Regions from separate parts of the Homo sapiens genome. Here region 2 is linked to region 1. The links are chromatin loops, found by intact Hi-C in ENCODE. Cell type or tissue: endothelial cell of umbilical vein. All regions are shown on one strand. Links, peaks and the distances in the headings refer to the core of each region. The heading gives the core; the rest is flanking DNA.

The links. Hi-C counts contacts between places; a loop is a spot of excess contacts. Peaks named below come from ENCODE experiments on the same cell type or tissue, not always from the same donor. Only the 100,000 strongest peaks of a DNase experiment are listed, where the experiment ranks them.
Region 2: a loop joins it to region 1, with 6 times the contacts of the local background. A loop is called at or near these places in 3 of 110 quality-filtered maps.

What each region holds. Positions count from the first base shown.
Region 1 is chr3:188,437,006-188,442,397 of GRCh38, reverse strand. The region is part of intron 4 of LPP (LIM domain containing preferred translocation partner in lipoma); the gene reads right to left. Among named protein-coding and RNA genes, the nearest start is that of LPP-AS1, 130 kb to the left of the region's middle. In endothelial cell of umbilical vein, for the core only: no CTCF peak of the experiment used is centred there; a DNase peak (open chromatin) is centred at 3,127; H3K27ac peaks cover 1,766 bases.
Region 2 is chr3:188,363,258-188,368,649 of GRCh38, reverse strand. All of the region lies in intron 3 of LPP (LIM domain containing preferred translocation partner in lipoma), which reads right to left. Among named protein-coding and RNA genes, the nearest start is that of FLJ42393, 190 kb to the right of the region's middle. In endothelial cell of umbilical vein, for the core only: no CTCF peak of the experiment used is centred there; DNase peaks (open chromatin) are centred at 2,479 and 3,199; H3K27ac peaks cover 1,695 bases.

The DNA of each region.
Region 1 (5,392 bases), core at 149-5,148:
ATTCTGGATTTTAAAAGTTATGTTGACCGCATGTTCTCACTCACAAGTGGGAGTTGAACAATGAGAACACACGGACACGGGGAAGGGAACATCACACACCAGGGCCTCTTGGGGTGTGTGGGGCTGGGGGAGGGATAGCGTTAGGAGAAATACCTAACGTAAATGACGAGTTGATGGGTGCAGCAAACCAACATGGCACATGTATACCTATGTAACAAACCTGCACGTTGTGCACATGTACCCTAGAACTTAAAGTATAATAATAAAAATAAATAAATAAAAGTTGTGTTGAATTCACTTATTCATTTTTTCATTCATTCATTCAATAGTTATTGCTAAGCACCTAGTGCCCACCAGCCATTAGGCTAGACCCCTAAGATACAATGATGCCCCTGTAGAGTGTACAGCTGAGTCTGTGAGGAAGTTATATGTTCTTTTACACACATACGCAATTAGAAACTGTAATGAGTATTGCGGCCGGGCGCGGTGGCTCACGCCTGTAATCCCAGCACTTGGGAGGCCGAGGTGGGCGGATCATGAGGTCAGGAGATGGAGACCATCCTGGCTAACACGGTGAAACCCCGTCTCTACTAAAAATACAAAAACAAAATTAGCCGGGCGTGGTGGCGGGCGCCTGTAGTACCAACTACTCAGGAGGCTGAGGTGGGAGAATGGCGTGAACCTGGGAGGCAGAGCTTGCAGTGAGCCGAGATCACACCACTGCACTCCAGCCTGGGCGACAGAGCGAGACTCCATCTCAAAAAAAAAAAAAAAAAAAAAAAAAAAAAGAAAAGAAAAGAAAAAAAGAAACTGTAATGAGTATTGCAATGGAAAACTTTAGGGGGATTTGAGAACATCCCTTCAACTCTGACACTGTACCTTCCAGGGACTAGTAATCAGAAAATAGAGGCAACTGTGAAGAAACTACGAATTGGGGTCTGAAGGCCTCTAAATGATGACAAATGCACATCCACTGCAGTTTTATTTTTATTTAAAACGTAAGCAACACTACAAAAGAATACATAAACATTCAACTTTAACCAATCCCTGCTTGCAAATTATCTTCTAATATATTCTGATAAACACATACGCACGCATACACACAGCATGGTGAAGATTACTGTTGTAGGACTTTGAGAATCTGGAATCAGTCCTTGATCTAGAACACACTAGTTGTTGAGATAAAACTGCCCCATCTTTATAAAATGGAGCTCATCATCTCTGCAGTGTCAACCACAAAGGGTTGATATGTAAGAATTCAATGATAGCATAGTATAAATACATTTTGAAAAGTGAATATTTTTTATAAACAAAAAGAAATCAATCCATATATCTGATGTATACAGGCACGCACACACACACACACACACATATTAAGGGAGAGAGAGTACACTGCATCAATCCATATATCTGATGTATACAGGCGCACACACACACACACACACACATATTAAGGGAGAGAGAGTACACTGGATTTCTCATTATCATACAATTTTCTTTTTAATCCCAGCAATTTTGCAGTTGCTCTGTTGCCTTTCTTTATGCAAAGTTTTCTATGCCAGCAGAAGATGGGAGAAGGAGGTAAAGATATGTAAAGGTCATTCTGCCTGACTCCTCCATTCACAGTCAGAATAAACAAAGGACTGGAATCAAACCCCAAAGGTCAAACTGCACCACTGTGTGATGATACTAATTAAGATAACCTATGGTAAAATTGGTACCAGCAGTAAGTTTCAGGAAAAATCTTGTGACTTTAATGTGACCATGAATTGACATCTAAGGGAAAGAGTAGCATAATTTTTACTTAATGTTTTGTCAGCAAGCATGCAAGAATGTCAGATGTAAATAACCGAAGCAGCATATTTACATCTGGTTTCCTATATTTAAAAAGCTGATGTGAAATCCTAGACTGCATGTCTCTTCTCTATCAATCATGAAGGACTACAAAAAAATCCTAGAAGGAAATGCTACTGCTTTGTAAGATCATTTATTAATGATAACATTCAGTAAGTGCTTACTAAGTGCTAGTCACTACTAAAAAAAAACTTTAAATATAATACTTAACCTTGACAACAACCTAGGAAGTAGAAATGGTTATTATTCTCTTTTTTACGAAAGAGGACACTGAAAATCAGCAAAGTTCACTAACTTTTCTAAGATCACACACAGTTAGCATTTACCAAACATACTAAACAGCTGTCATTCATCTGGCACTGTGCTAGGAGACCAGGAAGGTTGGGGAAGGTGAAAGGTAGAAAGGAAGACATTTCTGATCCAGAGATGTGTCACACACTGGTTTTAACCAAAGAACTTGCAGAGAAGCTAGGACATGAACAAAAATTTTGATAATCCAAGGTACAAAAATTTAAGTACCACGAGAATGCACAGTTAAGTTCCATCTCCATGTTTATGTGTATGAGTGAGGGTGGGGGCATAGATGAGATAAATTCCAGACAAAACAAATTACAGAATTAAGTGGAATAATCCTATCCTGCACAACTTTAGACATGTCGGTTACAGATTGATTCCTTTAGGACAGGCCCACAGCCTATGTATTCTCTGAACTTGTTTTCCCTGTGGTTAACTTGGTAATATAGTGAACAATAACTAGGATAGAAGGTTCCCAAGGGCAGCTACCATGTCTGTACTGCATCCTCAGTGCCTATGATGGTATCTACTACACAGCAGTGCTAAGACATACGGAGTTATATGTTGAACAAGTTAAAATATTCATTACTTAATTAAACATTGAGCAAAATAATGAATACAGAAACATAAAGCCAGGTATAAAAGAAGTATAGACTCCACTGGACTTCATGAACTGTCCCCAGGTTTAACTTTGCAAATCTGAGTGCCAAGGGACTTTTGTTAGACAGCAAGTGGGATTTCTCTTGAGTGAGACTACACTAGTTACCTAACTGGTCAATTATCTCGAGACTACCAAGGAGCAAAACATGAAGGTTTGTTTTACTCTCTGCCAAGGCAGGAAGCACACAGCGAAATACAAAAGCTGTATTTTCTAGAACTCTCTTGAGAGCTGTAAAGTAACTCATTTGCAGAAGTCGCTGATTTTGTACATGGGGACTGGTTGGTGAGATTGAGGAAGCGAATGATGGTTGACTTCCTGGAGTGAGTCACGGCTGTAACCCCCTTTAACATTATTAATAGAACAGAGGGAAAATTTCCAGGAAACACCAATTACCACAACAACCAAAATAGAAAAGGTGGCTGGTGACTTAATCACCAAACTTTAGGGGAGACTACTCCCCTTTCTTTATCAGAAAATGACAATAATAAATCAAACTAATACATTTTGAAACTAGTGTACCTGCATGTTTTAACAATTTGCAGAGTTCTTTAATCCTATACTAAGATTTTGCTCTAGCAGAATGACCATACATACTCTGCACTAACTACAGTTGAGCCAAAGTTTTGAAAACATGATTAGACCTCCAAGAAATAGACATATGCATTCAATGATTCATTTAGCCATTATTCCTTGTTTTAAACTTTAAATCAATAGGTATTTAATGGGAACCTGCTATGTACCAGAATCTTATTCTCTAAGAAACAAAGAATTAAATAAATGAGGTAACAACTATAATAAGTGTCCTATCCTCTGCTCACCATCGTAATTCTCTTCACGTGGTTTTTACGTTATAGTGACATTAAGGCTAAGAGATTAGTTCTGTTCTATAGCCTCAGGAAGTGTAAAAAACCTTAGGTCTGCCTAATAAGTTCAAAAACCTATGAGATTCTAGTCCTGTTCTGCAGGTATGCCATGCCTGCCTCCATAGTTTAATCACCTCATAAATGGGAAGAACAGTGTAGTTACTACACGTGTAAGTAAGCTCTGGGGCCAGGTTGCCTGGGTAGTACTACTTAATATGGGACTCAAAGCAAGTTATTTCACTGGTTGGGGCCTCAGTTTCCTCATCCAGAAAATGGATATTAATAATAGCACTACCTCATAATATTATGAGGATTAAATGAGACTGTGTGTGTGTGTGTGTGTGTGTGTGTGTGTGTGTGTGTGTGTGTGTAATGCATGGAATAGTGTCTGGAACACAACACCTTAAAATGTTTTACTAGTATTCTCATTATAATTACCACAGCTACTCTAAGATTGGGCTTTTTCATTAGTCACAGGAATATAATCAGTTCCTCAGTTACACAGCTATGACTGGTCATACATTCTAACCAACCTGTCTGTTTGGTCAGTTATGATCCATCACCATGCTTAGCCATCCTGACTGCAATGAAACGACATGATCCAGTCCAAAAGGATATTATATCCAGGCAGTCTAGTTGGGCCACAACTGATTTATCTCCATTGCCTATTTAAATTCAGTGAGTGTGGCCAAGAAAAATAGCCTGTCCATCCTGTCCCTACCCACCTTATACAAATAAATATCTTCCAACTTAACCAGTTACAAATGTCCTTTTGGCCCCCAAGTGCTTCGGCAAAGCTATCACACTTACTGCAGAATGGAATTTAATTAAAGGGATACATAGTAAATACCAATTCATAGAAGCTAGTAATAGCATGCTCCCAATTTCTTCAACATGTCTAGCTTCTCAAAAAGCTATACCCATGAAGACCTTCATTATGTTCTCTAACATAAAAACACTTAAAGCAGTGAAATAACACAAACGACCAGTAATATGGCAATAGTTCAATAAATTCTGGGATGCTTACTTCAAGAACTATAATGCCATTGCTAAATATGATGGTGGGGAATTCTTATTCTGTAGTATTAAGTGAAAAAAATGCAAAATTATGTCTATCTTTAGTTACATATTATGAAAACTATAAACATATATTGGCAAAGACTAAAAGAGTACAGAGAAAATGGAGTTGATGTGTTAGAGAGACAGAATTGTAGGTTTGTTTTTTAAACAAATTTGCTTTCTTGTTATAAAGTCATTTGTGTACATATTTAAGTGTGTGGAATATCTTTAAACTTACCTGAAGTCCACAAAGAACAAAAATATCCAAGAAGGATTTATGTGATTGAAACATATTAGCAAACATCAAGTGCATATCAAATTATCCTAATAGCAGGAACTTTTCCTGTTGAAGGATACACAAGGCATTACTTAGCATATCATTCAAATGCACGTACTTTGGAACGGAAGCTCTAGTATCCTCCTAGATCCATTTAGGCCTGAATCCTACAGAAAAAGCACTGTACCTAAGTCTCATTTATCAGCAGCATCAAGTGTTATTTAGGAAAGTTGCTCACATAAAAGATCATCATCTTAATTTCTAATTATTACCATGGTAAGCAGCTGTATAAATGGCTAAATAAGGTATGGTTCTTAATTCCAAGGAATTTACATCTTTAACTCACACTGTGGCTCTAGGCTCCAGGCTGAAAGGTTGGCAGAG
Region 2 (5,392 bases), core at 131-5,130, 74 kb after region 1:
AACCAAAAGAAACAGTTAACCTCTTTCTTTTTAACAGAGTGTACAAACAAAAGAGGCATTGAACAGGTAAATGACAGGTAAGTAAGAGACCTTGACTTTAGTTCTGATTTTGTCAGTAACTAATAAAAAGACTTGGAAAGATTACTAAAGCCTTCTGGCCCTCTATTTCTTCATCTGTCAAGGGTGGGCTTGGACAAGATCTCTGAGGACCCTTCCAGCTTAACGAAAAGCTAATATCCTAAAGACATAGGGGAAAAAAAAAAAGCCATGATGGTCAAGCCAACTGTTTCTGAAAAGTTAAAAAAGGGTGTTGTTTCTTCCACAAGCCCTGGTTTTGAATGCAAAAAAAGTATGCCACAGTTTAAAATCACCCATATTTGTGCCTTTGATGGTGAAAAAGTGTACCACCAGAAGCCAACAAAGTTTTGCTTAAAAACAAGCTATTTTCAGGAACAACTCTCTGAGTTAAAGTGCTAATTCACAAAATTGGTTTGGCCGGTATAACACTGTCTTCTTTCTACAATTATTAAGCTCTGAAAGGTTTTTATTTCCCCCTCCTAACAACATTTCATTTCAAAACTGTTTGATCCTTAAATAAACCTGTAATTTCTCCTGTGGGGAAGGGAGGGCAGATGGAGGTCTACAGTTTAGCCCAAATGACTTTATATTTCACACAAGATTATTATAAGATGACAGATGTGAACCTTAAGAATTTTAACAATAAAGTCATGCTATCCAAAGAATGTTCCACAGAACACAAGTCTGGGAAATCATCCACAAAATGGTTCCATTATAAAATAAATTGGACAAAACCTGAATCTAACATAAGAGAAAAGAAAGTTGTGCTTATTGCTTTTGCCTGTTCGACTTCTCAGAGTTAAACTTGTTGGGGATGCATCAAGAATCTCCACAATGGGTGGAAATAATAGCAAGAGTCCCACAGTGATTTGACCATTTATGAATCTAGTATTTCATGGAGCACATTTTAGAAAAGGCTGCCATGAATATAACAACTGACTAGGATAAGGGCATAGCTTTAGACTTGACAGCATCCTTACTCCTGAATGTTAAGTTCTACAATCCAATTAGGAACTTGTACATTTAACTCTATTTTTATCGACATCATATTTATATATTAACTAGTATGCTAAATTCTATTTTTATCCACACCAGATATATCTATTAACTAGTATGTTTAACTCTATTTTTATCTATACCAGATCTATTTTATAATAGATGTGACAATAGGCAACTAAAATATTTGACACTCAGAGTGATTTCTACTTCTTGAGATTTTCTTGGAATGTAGAAGAAGCCATAACCCACTCTATAAGGACTGGGTTCTCCCTCTGCTACAAACATACCCTGTGATAATAGGCCATGCTAAGGGGAACTTTCTCTCTTCTCTTTTTTTTTTCTAACTATTCATAGGCTTAACTAAGAATCAACTTTCTGGCCAGGTGCAGTGGCTCACGCCTGTAATCCCAGCACTTTGGGAGGCCAAGGTGGGTGGATCATGAGGTCAGGAGATCGAGACCATCCTGGCTAACATGGTGAAACCCCGTCTCTACTAAAAATACAAAAAATTAGCCGGGCATGGTGGCGGGTGCCTGTAGTCCCACCTATTCGGGAGGCTGAGGCAGGAGAATGACTTGAACCCAGGAGGCGGAGCTTGCAGTGAGGCGAGATCGCACCACTGCACTCCAGCCTGGGCGACAGAGCGAGACTCTGTCTCAAAAAAAAAAAAAATCAATTCTTTATAATGCAGCAAAACAGTGAGAAGACATCAGGCATAGAGCTAACAAGGGAATGAGAACTGATGCTGTCCCTGTCTAACTGAAAGCCTGCAGCACAGGCCAATATTTGTCTCAGGGTCTCAGCTTTCTCACACGCATGTGAGCTAAACAGATTCCCCGCTTTCACATCTCATGAGTCTGTGATTTTAGCAGTGGCTCTTCATTATCTCTGAAGACAATTCCAATGTGGGGTTACATTGGCAAATGACAAAATAGAGTTTCCAGCACTCATTCCCTCTCAGAAACTTCTAAACAACTAGCCACACACCAAAATACCTCACACACGTTAAGGAATTCAGGCGAGAGTGCAGCACCTGGGTGGAACATAGAAATAAGAAATGACGCATTGAGGAAGGCAGGAAGGACAGCTTAACATGACCTGTACAACCCCCAGCACACCGCTGACATAACCTCCAGGTGAGGGAAAGAGAGTGCCCTTCACCACGGAGCCCAGCCCCAGAATCCCCTCTAAGGCAAAATCAGTGTCTCAAGGAGACACCTGCACTCCCATGTTCACTGCTGCGTTATTCACAATAGCCAGGATGTGGAATCGATCTAAATGTCCATCATTTGAAGAGTGAATAAAGAAAATGCGGTGTATTACCACGTGGAATGTTATTCAGCCTTAACAAAGAAGGAAATCCTGTCATTTACGAGAAGATGGATGAATCTGGAGGAAATGTTGCTTAAGGAACTAAGCCAGGCACAGAAAAACAAACACTGCGTGACCTCACTGATATGTGCAAATTAAAAAAGTCAAACACATAGAAGCAGAGCAAAATGATGGCTACCGGGACCAGGGGAATGAGGAGATCTTGGTTCTTGGTCAAAGGGAGATCCAGTGATACCAAATGAATAATTCTGGAGATTTAATACACAGTGCGGTGGCTGTAGTTAATACTGTATTGTACACTTGAAATTTGCTAATAGAGTAAATCTTAAACGTTCTCACCACATACACAGAAAGGTAACTGTGAGGTGATGCCTATGTTAATTAGCTTGACTAGGGTAATCATTTCACAATGCAATGTACCTCAAAATATGTTGTATACCTTAACTATACATAACTTTTGTTTCGTCAATTATATCCTGATAAAGCTGGAAATTGATTTTTTAATAAAAACAAAATAAAAGATAACATTCAACAGAGTAAAAAAAAAAAAAAAGAAGAAGAAAAGAAAGAAAGAAAGACATTACCAAGATGTTTTGAGCAACGGGGCAGCAACTTAGGAACAAGTGTTCCCTGTGCCTGAATTCCAGTCTCACAAAGACTGCTGCTCGAATAACTACCTCTTGCAGGTACGTGTTCTAAGGTCTAGGCTAAAACTCCAGTCTCATGATTCTACAGTCATGACATGTAATGTTTGGCCAGCAACACACACATTATGGTGCCTCATCAAGTCACATACTAAAAGTGACGGTAAACTTAAAATCAGCTTGACATGGCAGAGAGCAGAGGCGAGACAGACACAGCGTGGAAACACATTCACCACATACTGCAGGGTTGCTGGTGGCATCCTCTGTTGTCATAATGACCTTCTACAGGAAAAGTATTTAAACATACACTTCTACTGCCCAGAATATAATGCATTCTAGGAAATACTCTCTTGCTGAAACCTACCCAGATTTATTTTTAATGGCAGAGGACAAGAGTGGTTTTAATATTAGCTTCTAGGAAAAGGAAGAGATAAAGAGAGAAAAGTAAGATTAAGAGGTCACCAGAAAAAAAAAAAAAAGCGCTTCTATTACCCTTAAAACTCATCTGAGAGAGGAAAAAAACATAAGGAGGACTCAATAGCCCTTTATTAGCCCTCTGTTTAGTGCTCTAAAGAGAACTCTATGATTCTTCTACAGACATCCAACACTTGCTGCCTCTGTCATTCCTATTCCTGCCTCTCACTCAGACAAAAGAAGAAAGCCCCCTTTGAAATACATTTATTAGAATGGACTCCAGGGCTTCTTCCTCTGTTCATTTTAAATACAAGACATCAATACTATAAAAGCCTCACTCACACATCTACTGGTGCTGGAACTTAGGTCCCACCTACAATAACAGGCCTCCAAACGGTCTGAATGGTGGCCAGAGGGCAGCAGGAAACAAATATGAAAAATAAAATAAAATGTGCAGCTCCAAAACTTCACTCAGCCTGGGAAGTCTTTTCCCCTTTCTGCCAGGTCGAATTCAAATTCTAATGAGCGTGCAGGTTCCAGATCAAAACCCTCCTCCTCCAGAAAGTCTTCCTTTATTTTCTCTCCATTTAACTCCAATCCCAGCCAAAACTAACATCTCTCTCCTCTAATGACTACAAATTCCTCAACTCTATCTCTGAGTGTTTTTGCATGTCTATCTCCAATAGAAGTTTTCTGCATTAATTGTCACCAGCCCCATTCTCCCAGAAAGGAAACCCCATAAGTGTAGAAGCTGTGTCTGGTTTAATTCAACAAATATGAAAATAAAATTTGTCTAAAAAACGAACGAAGGCAAGTATATAAATAAGTATCAAATAAGAAAGGCTCTATTAAAGACAGTAAGACAGGGATAGCAAAAAGATTCCAGGGCAGAAGTTAAGCAAGTCTGTGTCAGGTATGAAACTAGATATGAAGACTTCCAAACACAATGCAATATATTGACTGAAAAGCATGGAGATAGCTAACATTAACTGAGCATAAACAATGAGTCGGGCAGGGCCTTAAACATTTTTGGTAATAACTCTGAATCCCCAAAGTAATCCTTGAGGTAGATACTGTCATTACCTTCATTAAGTTGGAGGATGATGAGGCAAATGAACTGCAGAGAGTCCATGTAACTTGCCCAAGCAAATGGCATTGCCTTCAAACCTCGACCAAGACAGTCCAGCTAATGTGCTTGACCACGCTTCTGCAGAAAACTGCCAACATCTTGCCCAAAGGAACAAGTACATAGTATTTTTTTTTTTTTTTTTTTTTTTGGGAGGGAGTTTTCACTCTTTCGTCCAGGCTGGAGTGCAGTGGCACCATCTCAACTCACTGCAACCTCTACCTCCCAGGATCAAGGGATTCTTCTGCCTCAGCCTCCCTAGTAGTTGGGATTACAGGAGCCCGCCATCATGCCTGGCTAATTTTTGTATTTTTAGTAGAGACGGGGTTTCACCATGTTGGCCAGGCTGGTCTTGAACTCCTGACCTCGTGATCTGCCCGCCTTGGCCTCCCAAAGTGCTGGGATTACAGGCTTGAGCCACTGCGCTCAGCCCAGGACAGAGTACTTTCTAGAGCTCAGTCGAAGGAGGGCGTTTGCAAAGAGACCAAAGACGTAAAGAGCCCATACACCTAGGAAAATGTAAGGGTAAACATCATGCTCTAGGGACCTGAGCTGCCTTGATGGAAATATGAAACTCCTACAGTTTTAGAGGGAAAGAGTGAAGCCACTAATCCAGCTGCAGCCTTTTCTAATTTACCTGATTTCCTCAAATTGGAACTCACTCTTTGCTGAGAGCAGTGAGGCTGAACATCTAGTTGTACTGTTATTTTGTGACAGACAAGAGTGTCGTTTTTACCTTGACTTAGCATTTGAAATGCTGATGGTACCTTCGTGATAAATCCACATGCATTTTCCTTCC